2 separate regions of the Mus musculus genome follow, and region 2 is linked to region 1. Evidence: chromatin loops called from intact Hi-C (ENCODE). Cell type or tissue: heart. All regions are shown on one strand. Links, peaks and the distances in the headings refer to the core of each region. The heading gives the core; the rest is flanking DNA.

The links. A loop is a pair of places that touch in the nucleus more often than their neighbours do. Peaks named below come from ENCODE experiments on the same cell type or tissue, not always from the same donor. Only the 100,000 strongest peaks of a DNase experiment are listed, where the experiment ranks them.
Region 2: a loop joins it to region 1, with 2.3 times the contacts of the local background. A loop is called at or near these places in 2 of 42 quality-filtered maps.

Annotation. Positions count from the first base shown.
Region 1 is chr4:82,243,695-82,250,389 of GRCm38, reverse strand. No RefSeq gene overlaps it. Among named protein-coding and RNA genes, the nearest start is that of Gm11264, 180 kb to the right of the region's middle. In heart, for the core only: no CTCF peak of the experiment used is centred there; a DNase peak (open chromatin) is centred at 3,859; H3K27ac peaks cover 470 bases.
Region 2 is chr4:82,168,319-82,175,013 of GRCm38, reverse strand. No RefSeq gene overlaps it. Among named protein-coding and RNA genes, the nearest start is that of Gm11264, 110 kb to the right of the region's middle. In heart, for the core only: no CTCF peak of the experiment used is centred there; no DNase peak of the experiment used is centred there.

The sequences.
Region 1 (6,695 bases), core at 2,600-5,099:
CTCCTAGAGTTTCATAAACGCTGTCATTTAGGGGTTAAATGTAGCATACATTTTTTTTTAAAAGCATAATTTGTTGAAAGAGGCCTGAAGTAGAATATGTGAATTTGAGAAGGTGGAAGAGAGAGACTGTGCAGGGGCCTGAGAAACCCGGATTTAAGCTGGAGTCAGGGGAAAGGCCCTACTGGGGATTTCAGTGACTCCTGTCAGCTTCTAGCCATTCCTGTTGAAATCCCTCATGGTACCTTTGACAGCATATTATTACCCTACAGTAAAATCTTCTCCCTTCCTGGGGATTCTGAAGTGTGGAGCAGTTAACTGTGGGTGGAGGGATATTTCCAAGCGGTTCTGATGATGTGAGTGTCTCAGGAGCTAGGTTGGGACCACGCTCGCTAATTTCTGTTTCCATTTTCACTGGAGTCACACCAACAGGAGAATATGCCTCCAGGTTTCCAGTTGTATAGCTTATTGTGTATATATCCTATAAAACCAAAAACCATATGGAGAATTTTGCTTCCCTGGCTTTTTGTATGTGTGTACCAGGAAGTAGTAAAATGTTTTGAGATGCTATTAAGTCCTTAAGTTACAAAATCAAGATTCCACCTTAAAAATTTTCCATACTGTACGTTGTTGCATAGCCCGGGGTGCTGACTGCTTGCCAAATATCTATCAGAGAGTGATTTATGATATATGATACGGTCCCCAGCCCAACTGGAGGCTGCGTAGTTGAAACATGAGAAAGGAGAGGCCTTGTTCCTTCGAAACCACGATGGTTGGTTTGTTTGGCTTTTCTGAAAGAACATACAGTACAAAACGTGCCACATTTTACTGCACCAAAACTTATACAAGAAACAAAACACAATTCAGCTAAAATCCCTCAATTTCTTTTTGTCATTTGCAAGCAATGGTTTTCTCACGGAACGGCTGTTCTTTTTCTTTCATTCTTTCATTTCCACCCCCCCCCCCTCCACTTCCCTCCCAACTGCTGCTCATCTCTGAGTTCTAAAAGAGTTTCAACAGCTCTGTTCTGGCAATTAAAATGTTTTAAAATGAAATCTCCACTTCAGGTTTTAAATATTTTATGTGCTTTCCATTTTGCTATGACTAAGGATGTATTGTGATTTCTGGTGTTTTCTGTTCTACAAATGTTCCCTTTGCAGCTGGGAAGGAGTACATCTCCCATATGGCTTCAGGACACTTTGCAGTTTGCTTTGATAAAGCAATATGGACCCCAGCAAGGGGAGGAAAGCAGCCATTTTCCCTCCACACCCTAGCTCTCTTCTAGCTTGTACCTTTACATTTGTGGTAGCAGCAGGAAAAGGGACAAGGTGACTCTTGGATTTCAAAAACACCGTTGCTTTGGTATTGGCTGCCTTAACAGCTTAGCTGTGAATGTGAGGTTACTTTTCCTGATATGAATGTTTATTGCTTAGCCACACCCCCAACACAATACAAGAATTCATGATGTATTACAGAGCACATTCAAGTAACTGTGATATCCTGGTTTGTTTTCCGGGTTAGCTTGTATCGTTGTTATTTTTCCATGCTACAAAATACTCTTTGAAAATATGATTCCCAATGGCTCTGAAATGTATGTTGATATCCCGGTTTACTTAAGTATTATTTTTTACTGTGCTACACTAAGACACTAAACATAGGTGTATTTCCATGTTAATTGGCCTCTTATCATTATGGCAATCTGAGGAGTAGTCCTCTCTATGGACCTTTGGAGGTAGTTCTACTTACATCATAAGATAACCCAGCACTGAAAACTGCTGGGCCCCAATTTTTCATACTATTTGAATGATTCTGCTACAGATTTTTGGACTGGTTTTAAAAGTCTTCCCTGAGTTTTTACTACCACCACTGTATGCTGCCTATGTGTGATCTTATCCTTGTATCCTCCAGTGCCCTAGGTTAATTTTCCCCTAGCAATCTAATACATGAAAAGTGATAAAACTAGTTCTAACTGGTATTATTTTAACGTTAAAGTGACATGATTTCCTCTTCTACATAGCCTACTAATTCAGAGCCTCCCGTTGCTCAGTTTAATCAACTTTCTGAAACTCTGTCTTCTGTGACACAGATTCATACGGGAAACAGATGAAACAAGTTCTTGTAATAAGCCAGACATGGGTTTTCTTGAGGAGCAATTGAGCAACACATTGAGATCAAGCCAGAAGTTAAATGAGTGGCATAAACTTATTACCTACCTGGTACCATCAGCTTGTCCTCCGCAGGACAATGTAAGCCTGCAGATGGTATCTATTAATGCTCCAGAGGAAAAGCAGCTATTGTAGTTTTTGTTCTTATTTCTGCTCAGGAGTATGTATCCCGTTTGATGAATGAGTCTTAAAAGTAGGGTCATTTATTTTTGTTTTTTTCAACATTAATTTTTTATTTATTAGATATTTTCTTCGTTTACATTTCACTGCTATCCCCTTTCCTAGTTTCCTCTCCAAAAGTCCCCTATACCCTCCCCCCCGCCCTGCTCCCCAACCCACCCACTCCAGTTTCCTGGACAGCATTCCCCTATACTGGGGCATATAATCTTCGCAAGACCAAGGGCCTCTCATCCCATTGATGGCCGACTAGGCCATCCTCTGATACATATGCAACTAGAGACACAAGCTCTGGGGGGTACTGGTTAGTTCATATTGTTAATTAGGGTCATTTATGTAGTACATTTATTTGATTGTATGGAGGAAGTGTTTTACTACATAGCACAGGCTGGCCACTAACTTTCTCTTTCCCTTCCAAATGTTTCCATGATTGCTGCATGCATGTATCCACATCCAGATCCATCATGCATTTGGATCATCTTTATCTATCTCAGCTGTAAACAGTTTCAACTGAAATTGTGTGTGACTTGCTTTCACATATGAGAACTACAACTTCTCGCTTAAAGAGGTTGAAAGTGGCCAACAGATCCACTTCAAAACCCGTTTTAACATTATTTCTCCTGCCTTTGGCATTCTCTTAAGTTCCCACTTATTGAATACCTCTGATGTGATAAGTATGTTTCCCACTTGGTCTCTTTTATACTTTGTGACAATATAATGAAATTTGTGATCCATTTTCACAGGGAAAATTAACATCATAGAGATTATAATGGTCAGTTACTCAGAACTGTAGACTATGACTATGAACTGATAAGCACATAGAGGTTCAAAAATCCCTGTTTAGAAATTGCTTGGATACTATAGGATAAAGGCATCAAGAACCCTCAAGTAACCTGTCAGAAACTACTGAGTGACTTGGACAATTGAAGACTCTTGATTGCTTATATACAGGACAATGCTTATAGATTTCCTAAGGAACACATATCACAATGTTAAAGCCATTTTTCAACCTTTCTTGCTTTAGGAGTGAGCCTCCTAATCAGTGAAGATCCAACATTTCTTAGATAACACACAAATTTGGAAATGATTTCAGGAACTTATCTTGTGACTCCACATTGTTGGGCCTGTCCTTAGCTTTGGCGGAACACCTTGGGTTTCTACCTATATATCTTGCAAATGCTTTTACTTCATGATTTAATAGTTAGTTATCTATCCTTGGAACAGTCCAGTTGAGGTTTTTTTTTAATAAAGATAGGAGTTGATCACTAATGGAAATGCACTAGAAGATATGCTAATGGTGTTTTAAGGATGTGCTTTTAGTATCCACTCTTGGAAATCTCTATTTTAATTCTCTGGGGCTCAGGGTTTAAAAGACCAGATTTTCTAACCTTTGGAGTCCTGAAGCTCAGATAACCTGTTGCTATTTTTGAATATAAGTAGACCTTATTTGGCATTAAAAGAACTGCCCAAGGGCTTACCCCTTTTCTTACTCTGGTGGTGTTTGGATTGTCAGCGGAAGCCTTGAGCTTTGAGTCTTGGCAAGGCATTGCCTTCAGACAAACATCCTGTAGACAAAATTGTCCCACAGGCACTCAGTGTTCCAGGATGATTGACAGGAAGCAGTTTGGGCTGAGAGGAGGGAGGATAGATGCTGAGATTGGAGGAGGTTCCCAGGTCCGGCAAACAATAGTCAGACTCTCAAAGGAACCTCACACATTCTTTTACCCACACACTACAGTAGAAGCTTGGTATATACTTGGTGGCCATGGGAATTAGAGAGTGTAGGTTGATCTAGGGGCAAAAGGTAGCCTGGTTTCAAACCTACAGGGACAAAACAGCAAGGACTTGTGGCGATGTATGTAGCTGTGAGATAGGCACAAATAGATATGCAGAGATTTGAGGTGGCAGCGGGATCAGTAATTTAAAATGAAGTATTCTCCCAAAGAAATCATGACCAATACAAACTGATACTGGTCATTTTGGGCAGAGGAATTGAAGCAAGTGGTTGGAAGAGAAGCTTGAAAAGGCAATGAAAAGAAGCTAAAACCATCTAGGACTTTGCAGGGTTTCACATTTGGCCAGTTGCTGGTGTTTGAGCCAAGCCTTCTTATTATTTATTTTAGAAGTTGAAAGTAAGGTTAAATAAAGTTGTCTGGTGTCACAGAATCAGACATGTGTGGCATAACTAGGGTGTGAGTGCCATTTCTTAACACCTTCAAAATTCATGTGTATATAAATTCCTATATTTATCTAGGTCCTCCCCTCTTCTCTCGGCTTCAGTCCTGTGAGGGAGAGAACTCATCTCTCTACTGCAGTCTCCTGGAGTTTCCAGAGGTTTTTTGCATTCCAGCCCTGAAGTCTTTCACCATTGGTGGAATCATTAGGCCTTCTATCTCAGGGCTTTCTTTACTCAATACCCTGCTTCCTTTGCTACAGTGCCTTTCTTTTTTCTTTCTTTCTTTCTTTCTTTCTTTCTTTCTTTCTTTCTTTCTTTCTTTCTTCCTTCCTTCCTTCCTTCCTTCCTTCCTCCCTCCCTCCTTCCCTCCCTCTTTCTTTTTGTTTCCTTCCTTTCTTTCTTTCTTTCTTTCTTTCTTTCTTTCTTCTCTTCTCTTCGCTTTTCTTTCTTTCTTTCTTTCTTTCTTTCTTTCTTTCTTTCTTTCTTTCTTTCTTCTCTTTCTTTCTTTCTTTCTTTCTTTCTTTCTTTCTTTCTTTCTTTCTTTCTTTCTTTCTTTCTTTCTTCTCTTTCTTTCTTTCTTTCTTTCCTTTTTCCGAGACAGGGTTTCTCTGTGTAGCCTTGGCTGTCCTGGAACTCACTCTGTAAACCAGGCTGACCTCGAACTCAGAAATCCGCCTGTCTCTGTCTCCCAAATGCTGGGATTAAAGGTGTGCGCCACCACTGCTGGGTTACAAGCCTTTCTTTAATCTGATACTCTTCAAGATACAGTTCCAATGCTACCTGAGACACCCCTGTGTGTTATTCTGTTCCATTTCCCTGAGCGGGGTTGATACCTTTCAAACATTACAATCTTACTGCACAGATGACATTGATAACAAATCACTTTAAACATCAGACCTGTCAATTGTTGACATGATGACACCCTGTTTAAAACCTATTAGGAACTGGAAGGTGTCAATTCTGTGCAGATGTTTCTCAAGGTCTGAAAGTCCCTGGAAGATTCCTTCCAAGATTCCTGGAATTAATACAGGCTGAATAGATATTGGCAGGGCCCAATTAAAAAAACACTATCTAGAAATCCATTTCCCACCCTCTCTCTCCTCACTCACATACATGTTCCTTTCCTCTCCACCTATTTTCACTTCTGTTCTCTTTCATCCCTCCTTACATAACGTGTGCATACAAAAATGGCAGTTTCTGTCATTTCCATTTATTAAATCTCTCCCATTACCATTGTTTCAAGACAACTCTCCTTTATTTTTTCTATTTCTAAGTTGATGGAAATGTTTGGGAAGGACTAGGAGGTGTGGTCTTGTTGGAGGAGGTATACTATTAGCAACTAGCTTTGAAATTCTCAAAGCCTTGAACTATTTCAAGTTAACTCTTTTCTGTTTCCTGCTTGCCACTTGAGATATCAACACTTAGCTGCTGCTCCCAACATTTGCTACCTGCCACTTCTACTTTGCTGTCACGGACTTTTCTCCTCTGTAACCATAATCCCAAAGTAAACTCTTCTATAAATTGCTTTTGTGATGGTCATGGAGCAATAGCACAGTAACAAAGATAGAGAGATATGCATCTGCATATCCACACCAACAATAAATCTTTATAAGGTATAGAGTGTCTGCCAAGAGCCATTCTTTCCTTACTCCCTTTCTTCCTTTCTTCCCTGATGTCTTATTTTTCAGCAAGCATAGGTGCTCAATTGTGGAATAGTATCTATACATTTACATACCTTCTTTCTAAATAGATATTTGAGATGATTGTAGCACATCTAGACTTGTACTTGTGTGTATTTTCAGTTTTTTTTTTTAAAGAGCAACGTTGAAATTCCATTTATTGACACAGAAGACTTGACATGCTTGGTTCTGAAATGCTCTCCTAGCCTTGTCTGCTGTGAGTACCTGCCCCAGGCAACATAGCCTCCCACTGGTTCTTGGAATCCCCTGCATCCTTTGTTCCTGTTTTTACATCTACCAAGTGAACACCTACTTCCCACATTCCATTACTCGCCCACCTCTGTCTGCAACCCAAGGAGGTCTTATCCAAGTGCTGTGGCCTTCACTGTGACTGATGTGTCTCTATTCTAGAAAGTCTAGATTTGTGCACCACTTGTCTCCTTGTACTTTCATTGTTCCTGAGCACATGCCACTATGTCATTCTGCCACTTCAGAGTCTTA
Region 2 (6,695 bases), core at 1,551-4,050, 74 kb after region 1:
ACTTTTGAGACAGGAGAAGGATGATGAAACTAATTCCAGCAATGGCATTCCCATGGCACCTCAGCTCCTCTCACCCCAAGTCTTCTTCTCAAAGGGGCTAGGATAGGTGGCCAGAGGAGGGAGGCTATTGGAGGGTAGGCTCAGCTTTGGCGCCTCTCAGTAACTCTTAGGGCTGCACCTGGCTCCAGACTTTTTGAAACTCTGCTGTGGGAGATTACCATCACTTTCTTCAACTCAGCTTTAGCTAAGCCCAGAGCAGCAAGAAGTGCCTTGCTTGGCAATGGGGTCGTGCTGCTCAGTGTATCAATTTCCCTGACATGCGTCCCTGTGGATACCCCAGCCACAGACCACAGTGCCTTTCAGTTCCATTTTGGTTTGGATTTTTTCTGGTAAGTTTATTCTCCTTGATTTGAAGCTATTAGTTACACACTGGAGACTGAGCAGGCTTCTTCCTTGCCCACCCTTTTGTCGACTAATGATACTTCCTTTGCTTGCAAGCCAATTCATCCACCCAATATTTCTCAAGGCCAGAGAAACATCTGCCAAGCAAACAACTTCTGCTTGTGCTAGATGCCCTCATTTAACATGCCTGGTCTTCCTTTTCTAATTCCTCTAAAATTAAATTGACACTTCCTCTGAAGGTGGAACCATATGTCACTGGTATTTGTATTTGTGGAAATGAAGCACAATGTCTGACTGTTTGTAGTGATTCCGACAATTTGTTTAATGATGGTCTCCCTCTTTCATCACACTAGAGCCTCCTGGAATGATGCATAAATATTTAGAGCACCTAGACATGTATCCCATGTTATATGGGACAAATGTAGTCACTTTGCTTCATTTCCTGGGCTGCATTAAGTAAGAAAATTTCATTCTGAGAATACGCCATTTCATGCAAACATGTTTCTCACAAACTGCTTCCTTTGCAACAATGTCAGGAAGAGTCTTGAATAGGTCTCAGAAAACGACCCACACATTGCGGTCCTGTTTACCGATCCGGTGCACAGCCAGCTTCTTGTTGCTAACTTTTCTGAGCATGCTCTTTCCTTTGTTCAGCAGTTTCTCTTTCTCAGTATCCCAGGTAGACACGGCCTGTTCTGAGGCACAAGCAGGGCTGCCTCTGCTCATAAACATGGAAATGAACAAATGTGTTCCCTGAAGCTTTGCAGTAGTGTCAGGGAATGGTCTGCTTGCACGCTGCATTTCGATAGGTCTGGAAATTCTGCCGAGTTTGGGTTGACTCCAGAGAAACAGTTTATAAAAGTGTGCAGGGAGGAGAGGGGCATGAACGCGACCATTAGCTGAAGACACCAGTTCTCTTGCGTCGTCTCAGACCCTGCCGGTTACAGGGCAGTGAATGTCGCTGGAGCGTGGCTGTGTGCTGTGCTGGTGGTTTGCTTTTCTGAAAAGTGGCTTGGAGGAAGCCTTTCTTTGCAGTTTTCACGTCTCAGAGGTCCCTGTGCCCCTTTGGCTGGGATGCAGTGACTCTTCTCTTGGAAGCAAACAAGGCTCAGAGTAGATGCCATGCACAGCTGAAGAACATCACGGCTTAGCTATTTATGTATCTACAGTAGCTTATCTACCTTTCTTAAACATGTCCGGAATATATGGATAAGTAAAAGTGATTTCTATTGACAAAGTATTGGAGACTTTATACTCAGCTCAACAACGGGTCTCTTCAGGTATCTTGAGCCAGGCAAATAATCTTGAGACATTATTATGTGAATACTGAAGTCCCATTCTTGCTTCTTTTAGCCGTGTTGTTGAGACAACCCCGTGCTAATTATTATCAACTCAGTAAGGGATTTCTGGTTTGTGGAAAGGTCTAAAATGAGTTTTCAAATTATAAGATTGATGGCTTTTCAGAGACATAAAATCTCAGTCATTTCCTTCCTTGTGGTTTTCTCTCTTTGCTCCAGGGATTCTAGTTCCGTGAGAGCCAGAGAACACAGCCTGAGTAGTGCAGCTGGGGGCCAGGGGTCCTCTGGTTTCCACTAGTTCTTAGAAGAAGCCCAGGGCACTGTGGGTATCTTTGCATCATGGTATTTTAGAAGTCTCCCCAGTACCCTGGGAAGGAATTTAAAACGAGATGCAACTGAAGATTTAGGTTTACTCTTTTTTTCCTTCCACTATGCAATTTGAGGATGATTTTGAGGGACTCCCCGCCCCAATACCTTAAGAGGCATCCACAACAATATTTTCTTTTTTTTCTTTTTTAAAATTAGATATTCTCTTTATTTACATTTCAAATGCTATCTCCTTTCCTAGTTTCATCTCCAAAAGTCCTCTATACCCTCCCCCTGCCCTGTCCCCAACCCACCCACTCCAGCTTTCTGGCCCTGGCATTCCTCTGTACTGGGGTATAGAATCTTTGCCAGACCAAGGGCCTCTCCTTCCATTGATGGCTGACTAGGCCATCCTCTGCTACATATGCAACTAGAGACAAGCTCTGGGGGAGGGGGGTACTGGTTAGTTCATACTGTTTTTCCTCCTATAGGGTTGCAGACCCCTTAGCTCCTTGGGTACTTTCTTTAGCTCCTTCATTGGGGGACCTGTGTTCCATCCAATAGATGACTATGAGCATCCACTTCTGTATTTGCTAGGCATTGGCATAGCCTCACAATATCAGGGTCATGTCAGCAAAATGTTGCTGGCATATGCAATAGTGTCTGGGTTTGGTGGTTGTTTATGGGATGGATCCCCAGGTGGGGCAGTCTCTGGATGGTCCTTCCTTCCGTCTCAGCCCCGAACTTTGTAACTCCTTCCATGGATATTTCACCTCACACCAGTCAGAATGGCTAAGATCAAAAATTCAGGTGACAGCAGATGCTGGTGAGTATGTGGAGAAAGAGGATCATTCCTCCATTGCGGGTGGTACAAGCTAGTACAACCACTCTGAAAATCAGTCTGGTGGTTCCTCAGAAAATTGGACATAGTACTACCGGAAGGTCCAGCAATACCCCTCCTGGGCATATACCCAGAAGATGTTCCAAATGGTAATAAGAACACATGCTCCACTATGTTCATAGCAGCCTTATTTATAATAGCCAGAAAATGGAAAGAACCTAGATGTCCCTCAACAGAGGAATAGATACAGAAAATGTGGTACATTTACACAATGGAGTACTACTCAGCAATTAAAAACAATGAATTTATGAAATTCTTAGGCAAATGGATGGATCTGTAGGATAACAATGTTTTCTTGACCCATAGTGTTGCCCACCTGGGTTCTGACATTTGCATACTTTGTGACTTTAGCCAAGTCACTTAACCTCTCTGGACTGTAGCTTCCTCAAGCACAGACTGGGAATGGCAATTCTACTTAAGTCATAGATTTTTCCTAAGACCTCAGTCATCAAATACTTGTGAAACTGTTTATCTTGATGAGTATCTGCTGGAATTGTCATGTTGCCTAAGCAACGCTAATCAACTGTTTAATACAGGGGCCACAAAGTTATTTTTAATAATTGCTACTTTTTCTTTTACCTTTTAGTTTTTGAGATTATAAAACAGTTACATCATTTCCCTCTTCCTTTTGCTTAGTACTTTTTGACAGAGTCCTATTAGAGGTTGGGTCATGACCACTTTTCACAATCATGGCTCTGGTGAAAGTTTCCCTTTCAATCTTTACTAGTTTTAAAACTCTTTGTTGAACCCATCTCAGTTCTAATTCCCATGCAGCATAGTGTATTATTTCTCCATATGAATTTTAATGGACTTTGAATCTGTTGGTTAGTGTTGTTGAAATCTCGATGCAAGGCTGTAAATGTCTTTTCAAGCACACACCTCCCGTGTGCCTCCTGTGTGCTGAGCAGCAGTTGTGAAGCTGAAACCAGGGATCAGACTGTAAAATGCCAGCAAATGGCTCAGAGTCTTCTGGAGCAAGTTTTTGCACTGTAAGCACTTCATTACTCGTCTATAAATTATATATGTTTAAAAGGGAGTAGGAGGGGAGGGGACTGGCTTAGCCCATCCACACAAAACAGTTTTCCAGTAATGTTCCTATCCCAAAGCAAGACAGGAAGCTTACTGCTGCAGAGAAACAGTAGCTGAAACAGAGTGTTTCAAGAGACGATTGGGAAAGAATGGGAAGCACACAGGGTTAGCAGAGAACTGAACTTTGCCCACCTCCAGGAATGCTTTTTGTAAAAGCATGTGTGAGGGAGTCTACACGTCTCAAGGGGAACGTTTGTGTGCATACGTAGGCACACAAACATAGATGTATACACACAAGTCTGGCACTTGCATTGCAAATAGCCCAACAGTAGCAGAGTTTGCTAGGATGCATGTATTTAATAAGTTTTTTCATGCTAACATCATGCTTTAGCTTCAGTCATGTATCTTTTCCTCTTTTCACCCTTTCTGAGTGTGTTTGGCTTTCTGATTTGACTAGAAAGATGAGAATATATACTATACTACCAGAATTATTCAAATATTTAATAAGATTGATCAAATATCATCTACATCAAAGGACTATAGTAAGTAAGTTGGTACACTATTTTTTGATTGCTTTTAAATTCTTTTTGGGCAAACAAAGGTTTGGATTTTATTATGCCATTTTTGTACATATCTGTGTGTCATTATACTTTGTTACAGTTTGTCCTTTGGTCTTCAATGGGTTCTGCTACACCACTAGGATTGGAAAACCACAGAGTTATACATAGAAGAAGAATTTAAAAATAATACTGAACCCAAGTTGTGGCATTAGACAAATATATTAATTCTCTTCCATGTGTAGGTTATTGAACAAGAAAGATTAAAGTACATTGGACACTGCTTTTTTTTATCCTTGCTATCATGGTAAGTCTTGGGCAAGGAAGTTTTTGTTTGTCCACAGGATTGCAATAAAGAAGGGCATAACTTCCTTATTTAGGCATTATACTTTGCACTTTAACAACAATACTACTTAGGGCAGTAGTAGCTGAAGTCATGAAAGGGACCTGGAATCTGCATTTTCACATAGTGCCCCAGTGATTTTGACATTTGCTCAAGCTGGAGAACTACTGAGTTAGGACACCAAATTACTGTCTTACGATAAGTTTCTGTACGAGAGCAAGCAGATTTTTAGAAAGATATTAACATACATAAGTCTTGCTATAGCTACTGAGGACAGGACGACACTCTCCTGACAGCTGAGAACTCTGAGACCTGAAGATTAAAGCCCCATGGATAGGATTCTTTTCCTAGGCAATCAATCTTCAAGGACTGTTCCCTTTTCTTAAGCCTATAGAATTAACACTTTCAAGTCTCCTACACAGACAGCTTTATTTTCAGTTGGTTTCCAAAGAGTTTTAGGTTCGGATAGAGCCAAGATCACACCAAATCTTCAGTATAGAAAATCTGTTGGCTTCAGTGACTTGCCATAGGAACCCAGCCATTGACCTAGGCTGTTAACACCTTCAATTAAGCAGAAGAAAAAGAGGTGTTTCTACTGGAGTTGGATAGTACCACACCACTAAGCTGTGTTTTAATAAATATAATATAATATGGGCAGGGCATACAAATTTAAAATTTCAACAAGCTATCCTCCAAATGTACTAGGGCAATCTTATACCAGATCACAATTCTTAATTGAAGTGAAAAGGGTCATACTTTTAATGACGCAAATCATATCCTCCAATACAGATTTTAATTTTTTTTTTTTGGTGAGGGCAGGCAGGGAGCAAGAGGAGACTCTCTGGAAAATATACATCATCAAAATTTCTTTTAATGGGCAAAGAAGGGATTTAGAATTATATATTTCAGATGTACAATGACAAAGTTCTTTCTATTTTTGGCTTAGGAATTTCAATAGTGAAGGTGTTTTATAATAAGTGTAAGTATAATAAGCTGTAAAACTTTCACATCACTGATTATATCCTATATTTCATTTCGCTGAGTTTCTCCTAAAAATAATAGCCCTCATTTTCCAAACGTAGCCAGCACTATCATTAAATGCAGACTCTCTTGTGCAATTTTAAGCAAATCTCAACCTTTTTGCTGCTTAAAAAAGGGAAGGTACTCTTCAAACTAGATTCCAAGCTATATGTTTTCCTTTCTGCATTAATGATAGTTCCCCAAAGAGGCTCCTTTGCAGCAATATGGTTCCACATTGGGTGACTTGGCTTTCCATCCATTAGATGGATGGACACTTGTGCTACAAGAAGGCAATGCTAACATTTATTCTCTCTGTGCTTCTCACAGCACCTGAGGACAGAAGATTCAAACCTAGGTGCCTTCTAGAAAGGTGACTGAAGGCTCTGGGCTGAAGTTCTAGTGTCACTTCCAACTTGGGGGTTTTACATCTTAGCTCTTATGAGTTTTATGTCTTATGGGTTTCCAATCTAGACATGCCAGAAACTTCTTTTTAAGTGGAATCAAAGATATGAATATCTCCCAGGAACTGATGATCTGGTGTGTGTGTGTGTGTGTGTGTGTGTGTGTGTGTGTGTGTGTGTGTACTTACATGCAAAACAGGGCAGATACAGGCTTAGTTATACTGAGTTAATTAAATTTGTGCATATCTAGAGATGACTGCAAGCAAATGTGACCTGTGCTAGAGCCCACTCTTACTTTCGGAAGAGTGGAGAGATTTACACTCCGGCTCAGCATTCTTACAGCAATGTTTATCTTCTCATGGAGCTGTGAAAAAGCTGCACAACACCGCCTTTCATTATTTTGACAAGTTAGGGTAGGTCAGTCGTTAGTATATTCCC